Regions from separate parts of the Homo sapiens genome. Here region 2 is linked to region 1. Evidence: chromatin loops called from intact Hi-C (ENCODE). Cell type or tissue: sigmoid colon. All regions are shown on one strand. Region 1 overlaps ARK2C (arkadia (RNF111) C-terminal like ring finger ubiquitin ligase 2C). Region 2 overlaps ARK2N (arkadia (RNF111) N-terminal like PKA signaling regulator 2N).

Evidence for each region. Peaks named below come from ENCODE experiments on the same cell type or tissue, not always from the same donor. Only the 100,000 strongest peaks of a DNase experiment are listed, where the experiment ranks them.
Region 2: it touches region 1 in a loop (2.6-fold over the local background); 7 of 110 quality-filtered maps call a loop at or near these places.

The regions. Positions count from the first base shown.
Region 1 is chr18:46,409,578-46,414,577 of GRCh38, forward strand. All of the region lies in intron 1 of ARK2C (arkadia (RNF111) C-terminal like ring finger ubiquitin ligase 2C), which reads left to right. Among named protein-coding and RNA genes, the nearest start is that of ARK2C, 78 kb to the left of the region's middle. RefSeq lists an enhancer at 2,186-3,136. In sigmoid colon, no CTCF peak of the experiment used is centred here; DNase peaks (open chromatin) are centred at 2,904 and 3,614.
Region 2 is chr18:46,182,570-46,187,569 of GRCh38, forward strand. The region is part of intron 1 of ARK2N (arkadia (RNF111) N-terminal like PKA signaling regulator 2N); the gene reads left to right. Among named protein-coding and RNA genes, the nearest start is that of ARK2N, 11 kb to the left of the region's middle. In sigmoid colon, no CTCF peak of the experiment used is centred here; no DNase peak of the experiment used is centred here.

The DNA.
Region 1 (5,000 bases):
ACCAGAGTGGAAGTTGTGGTGCAGAGGAGGGACCTCTGGTCTGGGGGTCAGGCAGTCTCAGTCCTGGTATTGAACTTGCCTCTGAGTAGCAGGGGCATGGCTTTCTGCCACTCAGTCCTCACTCTGGGTCTTAGGCTCCCCTTTTGTAAAAGGGAGGATTCAGGATAGATGGGCCCTTCAGGCGTCTTGCTTTCTTGGCTTCAAGGCATCCTGGAGATTACTGTCATTCTTTCTCATAACTGCACAATATTCCCCAATAATGCATGTTCTCCTATTGATGGACATTTCGTTGTTTCCAGTCTTTTGTACTTACCAGCCATAGAGCACATTTTGTTTGTGTATCTGCATGGAGTTATATGCATTTTGTCTTTAAGATGCCAAGTGGAATTGCAGTAGACAGGATTTGAGCATTTGTGATTTTCATGATCTTGCCAAATCACTCTCCTTAGAGGTTGCACCAAATTATAATCTTACTGCCAACTGTGGGCCCTGCTGTTTTACTTATGTGGTGAGGAGTAGTGGGTGGGAGGTCTTGGTGATCAAGCGATCAATACATCTTCCACTTCTAAGGTCACATGACCTCAGGGCCCTGCTCTGGTCAGATCCCATTTCTTAAGGCCCCAAATGCTTAGCCAAGCTTGGCTTCTTGCACCTCAGCTCTGCTGCTTCCTCTCACCTTGGCTTTTCTGCTTTCCAGCTATCCCTAATAAGAGAGAGAGAAAGCTAGAGACAGAGAATGTGTTCCAGGTGCTCAATGTCTTACTGGTGCTGTGCCTGCAACTATCATCATTCCAGCTTCTGTGTACACACACCTGGCTTCCCACAGTTAAGGTGGAGGAGGAGGCAGCCAGCCAGCTGTGTGAAGGACTGAACCCGTTAGGCTGTGAGACTGAGGGGCAAACTCACCATCCAGGGTTGCACTGACAGCCTCAGCTGAAGGCTCACCCTTAACAAGCTGAACAAGCCTTCTGACAATTGCTGTCAATTTCGTCCCAGGAAGATGCTGGCAGGACCTAGATCTTGGTTATGACCTGGAGCCATGCCCAGAAACACTCAAATCTATCACCAATAATTGTCCATGGGCCTGGCTGAAGGGGAGCCTCCCTGACAAACAAACAAGTGGAAATCTGTCACAAAGGAAGCAAACACACCCCATGACCAGGAGGGCCACTCATTCCTCTTGTTCTCATTGGTTTGGCTGCTGCATGGTAAACTCACTTTAAGCATCGTTTCTTCAATTGTCCAGGCTCATGAAAGTGGTCAGCAAGTCCTCCTTAAACTCTACACATGCCTTTGTAATGTTTACGGGAGGCCCTGCCTCACCCCCAATTATTTATTCATCAGACATCTCCTGGGCACCAGTGTGTGTCAGGTGCTGGCTGTGCATGGGTGGCAGATGCCCAAGGCTCTGTCTCCACTCTGGGGAAGTTGCTGAGATGAGCCTCCCAAAGTGAAAAGTGACAGGTGTCATAGACAAGGCAGGTAAGACACGCCTGATGGATTCAGGCACCCCTTAATGACAGCTCTTTTTGTTGGCATTCCCTTAGCACCTGATAATTTTGAGAGTTGAATGAAGGGAGAGAGCCAGGGTAGAAAGGAAACGACAGCCCCTTGGGGAAGGCAGTGTGAGGCATTGCAGGAGAGAGCTTAGCTCTTGGCATTTGCTGGTTTAATAGGGTCACTGGCAAGTAGCTTTGGGTTGGGTGAGTTTGCTGAAAGATAATTATGGTGGCATTGGCTGGAGAAAGGAAAGAGATTTCCTAGAGGCCTCTGTACTTGGCCTTTGCAGATGAGCTGACACTATGTGACTATCCTGAATAGGACGTATGCTCTGAGTCAGCTGATTAATTTTCACTCTTGCAGTTGAGCAAGGATTTGCATGGAGCCATTTGCATTTTCTCACCAAGTCCCCTTTGCTATCGATTGATTCATTTCAACATACATTTGGTAAGTTCCTACTATGTGCCAGCAGTGAGCTGGACAGCTGAGGTTCTGCCTCACGGAGTTGATATTCTATATGTGTACTAGTTTCCTGTCCCCAGCTGTGACGAGAGCCCATCCCAGGGAGGGGCACTTGGATCTTAGTTGGGGACCTTGAAAAAGTCTTCATGTTCCAAAGGGGTGAGGCCCTACTGAAGGAATCTCAGATATGGGTCAGATACTTGGGGCTGCTCACCCAATGTGAACAAAAGGGGGACTCCAGCAAGCCAGATTCAGTCAAGTAGCTGGACATGCAGGAATCACAGCCTGGGGCTGAGCCGTGTATGTGTGATCTTTACACCTCCCTGGTCCCTTTCTCCTGAACCTGTGGATGCCCAGTGAGAGGAGGAAGGGCAGGGGCACCATGGAGCCCAGCTCCCTGGAGTGGGGTCGATGATGCCAGGCTCCCTGGGCTAAAAGCCTCTTGTCAGCAGAGTAATTGGATCTGACTTGCAGCAGGCAGGGAGCAGAGGTATTCGAGTCAGTTGGTGCTATTTTTAAATGCCCTCTCTTCCCCAAGTGCAGATCTCAGCTCAGCGGGAGACAACGGCTCATCTCACAGCCCTGGGAATCAAAGCACAGCCCCCTCCCCTCAAGGTTTAAGTCCTTCCAACCCCATTCTTCAAAATCAGATCTCAAATTGGGCAACTGCCCACAAATCCTGCCATGATCATATGTCCCAGTTTGGGGAAGGATGGACTCCTGGGGCCATGGGGTCAAGGGCTGGTTTGGGCTGGTTGCCCAGTTGGCCAGAAGCAGACCCACAGCCTTGGTTTCTTGGTTGCCTGGCAGCCCCAGAGGGTTACCACTAAGCCTGCAGGCAAACATGTCCCTGCCAGTCTGCTGCTGTCTTGACCCTTGGTAGCAGCTCACAGCTGCCTGTCAGGCTCTGAAAACAGAGCAGAAAGCAGCCACCCTCCTGCCAAATGTCCTGCTAGGAGATGAGCCTCATACTGAGTGCAGCCCAGGGTAGTGGGAGGAGATCAGGGAGGCCGATGTCCAGTCATGTGCTGATGAGGCTGCCTGGTTGGTCAGTTTCTTCTCACTTGTCACACCTCCTCTCTCCTCCCTACTCCAGTAGCTGGCTGTTAAATGCTCTCCCTCCAGAGGATGTGGTCAGGCCGGAAGGGAATTGCTGGTGGTCCTGACTACCCCCACCCCTCCCAACTCTTAGAAAATGACAAGGCCGCCTCGGGCAGGTACGGAGATGCTGCTAACAGCCAACGCGGAGTGACCACGTTTCATGCTTCAGATGGCACACCTGTGGGCCAGGGGCCACCATATCTTGTTATAGATAAGGACCGAGGCCCAAAGGGGAGCCCTTTGGTCAAGGTCACTAGCAGATCCTCCCTCTCTCCCTGACTAGGACCCTCAAAATCCCCCAGAATTCCTGAGGCCTTTGGATGCAAAGAATGAGGGATGCTTGCACGTCAAACAACACAGCCCCCTCTCCGAGAAGCTGGAGGAGTTCCAGGAGTCTTCCCGCCTTAGCCGGGGGATGGGGGAGCTCAACTCTGTGGCACTCTGTTCAAGTTTGTTGCTTTGGGTGACAGATCTTGAACTCGGTTTTGAAAATTGTTTGGTTAAAACATTGCAAGCTGGGAACCCTGCCAGGTCCTCTTCTCTCTCGAGTGGAATTAGAATAAGGCAGCCTGCCCCGACCCGTTCCAAGGGTACTGATCCTCAAGTTTTATAAAGCAGCGTCGCTCAAGCCCAGCCCTATCCAGAAGTGGACCATGTGGTGACGTCCCAGGGACCCTGGGAAGATGCTCCCATCCCCAAATCTATCTGCATTAGCCTGTCCCACCGTGCCCAAACCCACAGCCTTGTAGGGCTTTCCTTGAGCTTTATAGTCAGTTCTGAGTGGGATAGGTGAGCGCTCCCTGGGTTTGGAGTCCTACAGAGCTCTGCAGGCTCTGTGGAAACCACATCTGCCTTGTCTTATTAGCCCTGCGACCTGGACTACGGGATAGCAAGTTGTTTACTTTCTTTGAGTCTCAGTTTACTTATCTCTTACCTGGGGAGAGAAGGTGAGCTGACATTTGGGAAGAGGAGTGGGAGACAGTTATTTGAGGCCCTGGGAACCCAGGGCAAAGGGGTGGGAGATGAGAAAGGGCAGGAGAGCAGCGCTTTTTCCATTCTGCTCTACTCACATTTAAAAATCATTTTACTCTTAAAAACTGCTCTGTGTGTTTTAAAAAGCACATTACATATGCACGTGGTAAGAATTCCTATGGTGCAAAAGGATGTACATACAGAGAAAAACACTCCTCCCCCTGCCCCAGCTGCCCAGGTTCTCTCCTCATGGGGAGCCTTGTTGTTATGTCTCATGGATCCTTCCAGGAATCATCTGCATGTTTACTTTTCTGCACATACACTGTAATCTAAACCACATAATTTAATTCAAAGTCATGCAGCATGCTCGGGTTCCTCTCTTAGAAATGTTTGCTATAATGTCCTTAATACCAGGCCTCATTTGTGTAGGGTGCTCTACAATTTTCAAGGCACCATCCCCCAGCAGTTCTCATCTGAATCCACGGCCTTCTGGAGGTAGAGATGGCAATATCGTTATGCTCATTTTGCAGGTCAGGAAGCTGAGGCTCAGAGAGGCCAGGCTGCTTGCCTAAGGCCACATAGTGAGTGACTGATTAAGACGGGACCTGAACACAACCTGCCTGACTCTCTGGGCAGATGTGTCTTCTTCCTTAAGGGAAACTGCTTTAATCTCCCTATGCTGTGTTGGTAAACAGCAGATGTTTATAAAAAATCATTAGCCTTCCAAACCAGGGCTCTGTGTAGGTGCTGCTTACAGGCAGACCTGACTAACCCCAGCAGGCCATGGGGCAGGTTGTGGAGACTCAGACCACAGCTGCTCTCTGTGTGTGCACACACACACGTGCAGACATACATGTACACACACACACATCACAGGTGCCACAACATGCATGTACATGCACATATCCATGAATAGACATATACCTGCACATGAACACGTTCACACAAATCCCACAGACACATGC
Region 2 (5,000 bases), 230 kb before region 1:
CCTGTCTCTATTAAAAAATTATTTTTAAAAATTAAAAGAACCTCTGTTTTAAATTATTCTTGATTTACACTGATGATGCTTTTGAGTACTTTAGAGAGTCATTAGCCACAGTGCTTTTTTTTTTTTTTTTTTTTTGCATTTGATAACTTCTTTGGCTTCTTACTTGATGCTAGTTTATTCACAGCCCTGGTGCAGGTCCAGGTACATGCCAGAAGTAGTAATATCTGCAATATGAAGTGATTTGAGCAGCCATTATCACCTTTGACCTATTTATAGAGTTTATATCAGTGGAGAAAAAGTTGGCTGGCAAGCAAGCAAAGCTGATCTCTGGTGGTTGCAATCTCACAATTTATATTTAAGTTCCGGGTAGGCCAAATTCAGTGCATTATGGACAGATCCATTCAGCTGTATTAATATTAGAGTTCCCTTTCTGTACTCTAACTTTTTAGCACTCCAGTTTCCCAGTCAGCTTCACTGTTGAAGGAAAGAAAACCGAAAAACTTACCACACTAAAAAAAAAAAGGAAGAGTTCCTTAATGTAATATGATAGTCAGTGTTCAGATTTCCCTCTTATCTCATAAATGTGTCAGATCAAGAGCCAAATAAGGTCTCTGCATTGTTTTGTAATCTGTAGGTTCCCCCTCCATTTCTTTTCCCTAGCAGATTATTAGTTACAAAAGAAGTTTTCCCAGTGTGGATTTAGCAGTTACATTCCTTTGGATTTCTGTGGTGGTGGTGGTAAACGTTTTTCTCTGACCCCTGGGTTTCTAGTTAATTGGTATTAGATTTAGAAGCTTGATCAGATTGTTTCTATAATATATATTCTTTCTCTTGCTTCTTTTGCAGGGGATGAGGGGAATACTTTATAGATGGTACTTGGATCAGTAGGTGCATAATATTTGGTTCCCTGTGATGTTAGTAGCTGTTGGTGATCGTTGCCCAGTTGTGTTAATTTGTTACTCATAATTCCTTACTCTGAATGGGGCATCCTCTCTCATCAGTCCTAGTTTGAGTCTTTTATGCTTGTTTATAGCTTCTTCAAACTTTTCTTTCTTTTGAGGATTAAGGGAAGGGATGAGTTGCTGTGGAGAAAAGGGCTCTTTCTACTATATTGTATTTCTGTAAGTGTTTTTTATTTTAGTCCTAATCTTTGGTTCTTGCATTGTCTGCATTGTCTATGCTGCAGCTTCTTGGTGGGAAAACTGACTCAAAATCCCAGCAAATAATTGAAAGAAGTCCTTCAAAACCAAATTTTTAAAAAAATTTTTTTCTGAGTTAGAGTCTTGCTCTGTCGCCCAGGCTGGAGTGCAGTGGCGCGATCTCAGCTCACTGCAACCTCCGTCTCCCGGGTTCAAGCGATTCTCCTGCCTCAGCCTCCTGAGTAGCTAGGATTACAGGTGTGTGCCACCATGCCTGGCTAATTTTTGTATTTTATTTTTGAGACGGAGCCTCACAGTGTCACCCGGGCTGGTGTGCAGTGGCATGATCTCAGCTACTTGCAACCTCTGCCTCCTGGGTTCAAGCGATTTTCCTGCCTCAGCCTCCTGAGTAGCTAGGATTACAGGTGCCTACCACCACGCTTGGCTAATTTTTGGTATTTTTAGTAGAGACGGGGTTTCACTAGGTTGGCCAGGCTGGTCTCGAACTCCTGACCTCGTGATCTGCCTGCCTTGGCCTCCCAAAGTGCTGGGATTACAGGTGTAAGCCACTGCGCCCAGCAGTTTTTGTATTTTTAATAGAGACGGGGTTTCAGCATGTTGGCTAGGCTGGTCTCGAATTCCTGACCTTGTGATCTGCCTGCCTCGGCCTCCCAAAGTGCTGGGATGACAGGCGTGAGCTACTGCGCCCGGCCTCGAAAACCAAAATTTATGGCCAGGTGTTGTGGCTCACACTTGTCATCTCAGCACTTTGGGAGGCCAAGGTGGGCAGATGGCTTAAATACAGGAGTTTGAGACCAGACTGGGTAACATAGTGAAACTCCGTCTCTCCTAAAAATACAAAAATTAGCCTGGCTTGGTGGCATGCGGCTGTAGTCCCAGCTACTCAGGAAGCTGAGGTGGGAGAATCACCTGAGCCTAGGAAGGTAAGGCTGCAATGAGCTGTGATTGTGCCACTACACTCCAGCCTGGGTGATAGAAGTGAGACCCTGTCTCTAACAACAACAACAACAACAACAAAGATTTAGGAAGATGAGTATTATGAATGCAATGGAGTCTCTTCATAGAATTGAATGTGTAAGGAGAGGGGCCTTCATTTGAATTTTAGTAAGATACTGCTTTCTACCTCATTTTGTGGTTATGTAGCCAAAGATACTTAGTTTCATAGTGCCTGATTCTTGCATATTTGCGTATACACACACAATCACTTTAAATGCAGTATTCTAAATGTAAGGAAACAGCTTTACTAGGCTATTAGCAGTTGAGTCAGTTTTTGTCTTAGGTTTTATGTAGAAAGAAAAGGGAAGTTACTCTGTGAGAAATCATGTTGATTCTATGTAATGGAATGTATTTTCATATACAAATGAATAGTACTTTTAAGCAAACAAGTTGTTTCATTAGTGGTCTTGGTTTAAAAGATTCAGTTGATCAATTCAACAAATATCAGATATTGATTATGTGTTAGGAACTGTGAGTGAACTGATACTGAACATGATCCCTGTTTTCATGGGAGATGCAACATAGAGGGCTGAGGGAGTAAGTAAAAACATTTAGGTGCATAATTTGTTTCTTTTCAGTTGTCTTTCTCATAGTGTGCTATTTATTCTCCTCCCTCATGTATAAAGTTAACTCTTAACTTCTTGGGCTTAAATTTCCTCTGATAGCTCTGTGTGTGCACATGTGCCACAGTCAGAAAAATCAGGTAATAATTGTTAGGTGTTAATTTTCTTGGATGATTACTAGTATTGTGATTGTCTTCCACCATTGTCATAGCTCTCTACTGTGCTAGCCAACTTGTCTAACTGAAATAACTTTTAAGTCTTTTTGTGACAATTGCTAAAGCCAGCAGGAAGTAGGTCCACAATAATGTTTGAAAGCCCTGCTTCATTCTAGTTTTATCTTCATGCATTGCAATTTGTCTCTTGTTTTCCAGTCTGCATATTCCCTATCCTCAATTCTTGTTTAAAAAACCAGGTAAGGCCGGGCGTGGTGGCTCATGCCTGTAATCCCAGTACTTTGTGAGGCCTAGGCGGGCAGATCACTTGAGGTCAGGAGTTTGAGACCAGCCTGGCCAACATGATGAAACCCCGACTCTACTAAAAATACAAAAATTAGCTGGGCTTGCTGGCTTACACTGGTAATCTCAGCTACTCAGGAGGCTGAGGAAGGAGAATCGCTTGAACCCAGGAGGTGGAGGTTTCTGTGAGCTGAGATCGTGCCACTGCACTGCAGCCTGGGCAGCTTGAGTGAGACCCTGTCTCAAAGAATAAAAATAAAAAAACAGGCAAAACTTCGAAAATACCTTAAGTTGGGCATTTTGGACAGGGAGGGGGGGCATTTTTTTGAAGTGTTTAGGTATAGAATAGGCAAACTTTCACAAAGAGCTAGGAGTGTTTTTATTTTATTATTTTTATTGATTGATTTAAAAGTTTATGGAGAGTGGTTTTTAAAGATGGACAGCTGATTATCATGAATTTTTTTTTTTTTTGAGACAAAGTCTTGCTCTGTCGCCAGGCTGGAGTGCAGTGGTGCTATCTCGGCTCACTGCAGCCTCCACCTCCCAGGTTCAAGCGATTCTCCTGCCTCAGCCTCCCGAGTGGTTGGGACTACAGGTGCACGCCACTATGCCCACCTAATTTTTGTATTTTTAGTAGAGATTGGGTTTCACCATGTCGGCCAGGATGGTCTCAATCTCTTGACCTCATGATTCTCCTGCCTTGGTCTCCCAAAGTGGTGGGATTACAGGAGTGAGCCACCGCACCCAACTGGTGATTTTTTTTTTTTTTTTTTTTTTTTGAGACGGAGTCTCGCTCTGTTGCCCAGGCTGGAGTGCAGTGGCGGGATCTCGGCTCACTACAAGCTCCACCTTCCGGGTTCACACCATTCTCCTGCCTTAGCCTCTCGAGTAGCTGAGACTACAGGCGCCCGCCACCACGCCCAGCTAATTTTGTTTTTGTACTTTTAGTAGAGAGGGGGTTTCACTGTGTTAGCCAGGATGGTTTTGAACTCCTGACCTCGTGATCCGCCCACCTCGGCCTCCCAAAGTGCTGGGATTACAGGCGTGAGCCCCCGTGCCCGGCCGAATTTTGTTTTTTTAACCTTACTCCCAACTATTAAAGAACTTACTACTACTTTTTTTTTTTTTTAGATGGAGTTTCTCTCTTGTTGCCCAGGCTGGAGTGCAGTGGTATGATCTAGGCTCACTGCAACCTCTGCCTCCCGGATTCAAGTGATTCTGCTGTCTCAGCCTCCCGAGTTGCTGGGATTACAGACATGCGTCATCATGACTGGCAAATTTTGTGTTTTTGTTAGAGACGGGGTTTCTCCATGTTGGTCAGACTGGTCTCGAACTCCAGACCTCAGGCGATCCGCCCGCCTTGGCCTCCCAAAGTGCTGGGATTACAGGCATGAGCCACCTTGCCCAGCCCTTACTACTACTTTTTTAAAAAGACGGCTGAGACAGGAGAATCGCTTGAACCCGGGAGGCAGAGGTTGCAGTGAGCTAAGATCGCGTCATTGCACTCCAGCCTGGGTGACAGAGCGAGACTCTGTCTCATGAAAAAACGAACAAACAAAAAATCAGCAGTAGATGCCAACTATAATGTTTTATATGATAACTGTCTTTTTTTTTTTGAGACGGAGTCTTGCTCTGTCACCCGGGCTGGAGTGCAGTAGCGCCATCTCGGCTCACTGCAACCTCCGCCTCCCGGGTTCAAGCAATTCTCCTGCCTTAGCCTCCCGAGTAGCTGAGATTACAGGTGCACGCCGCCACGCCTGGCTACTTTTTGTATTTTTAGTAGACACAGGGTTTCACCATGCTGGTCAGGCTGGTCTTGAACTCCC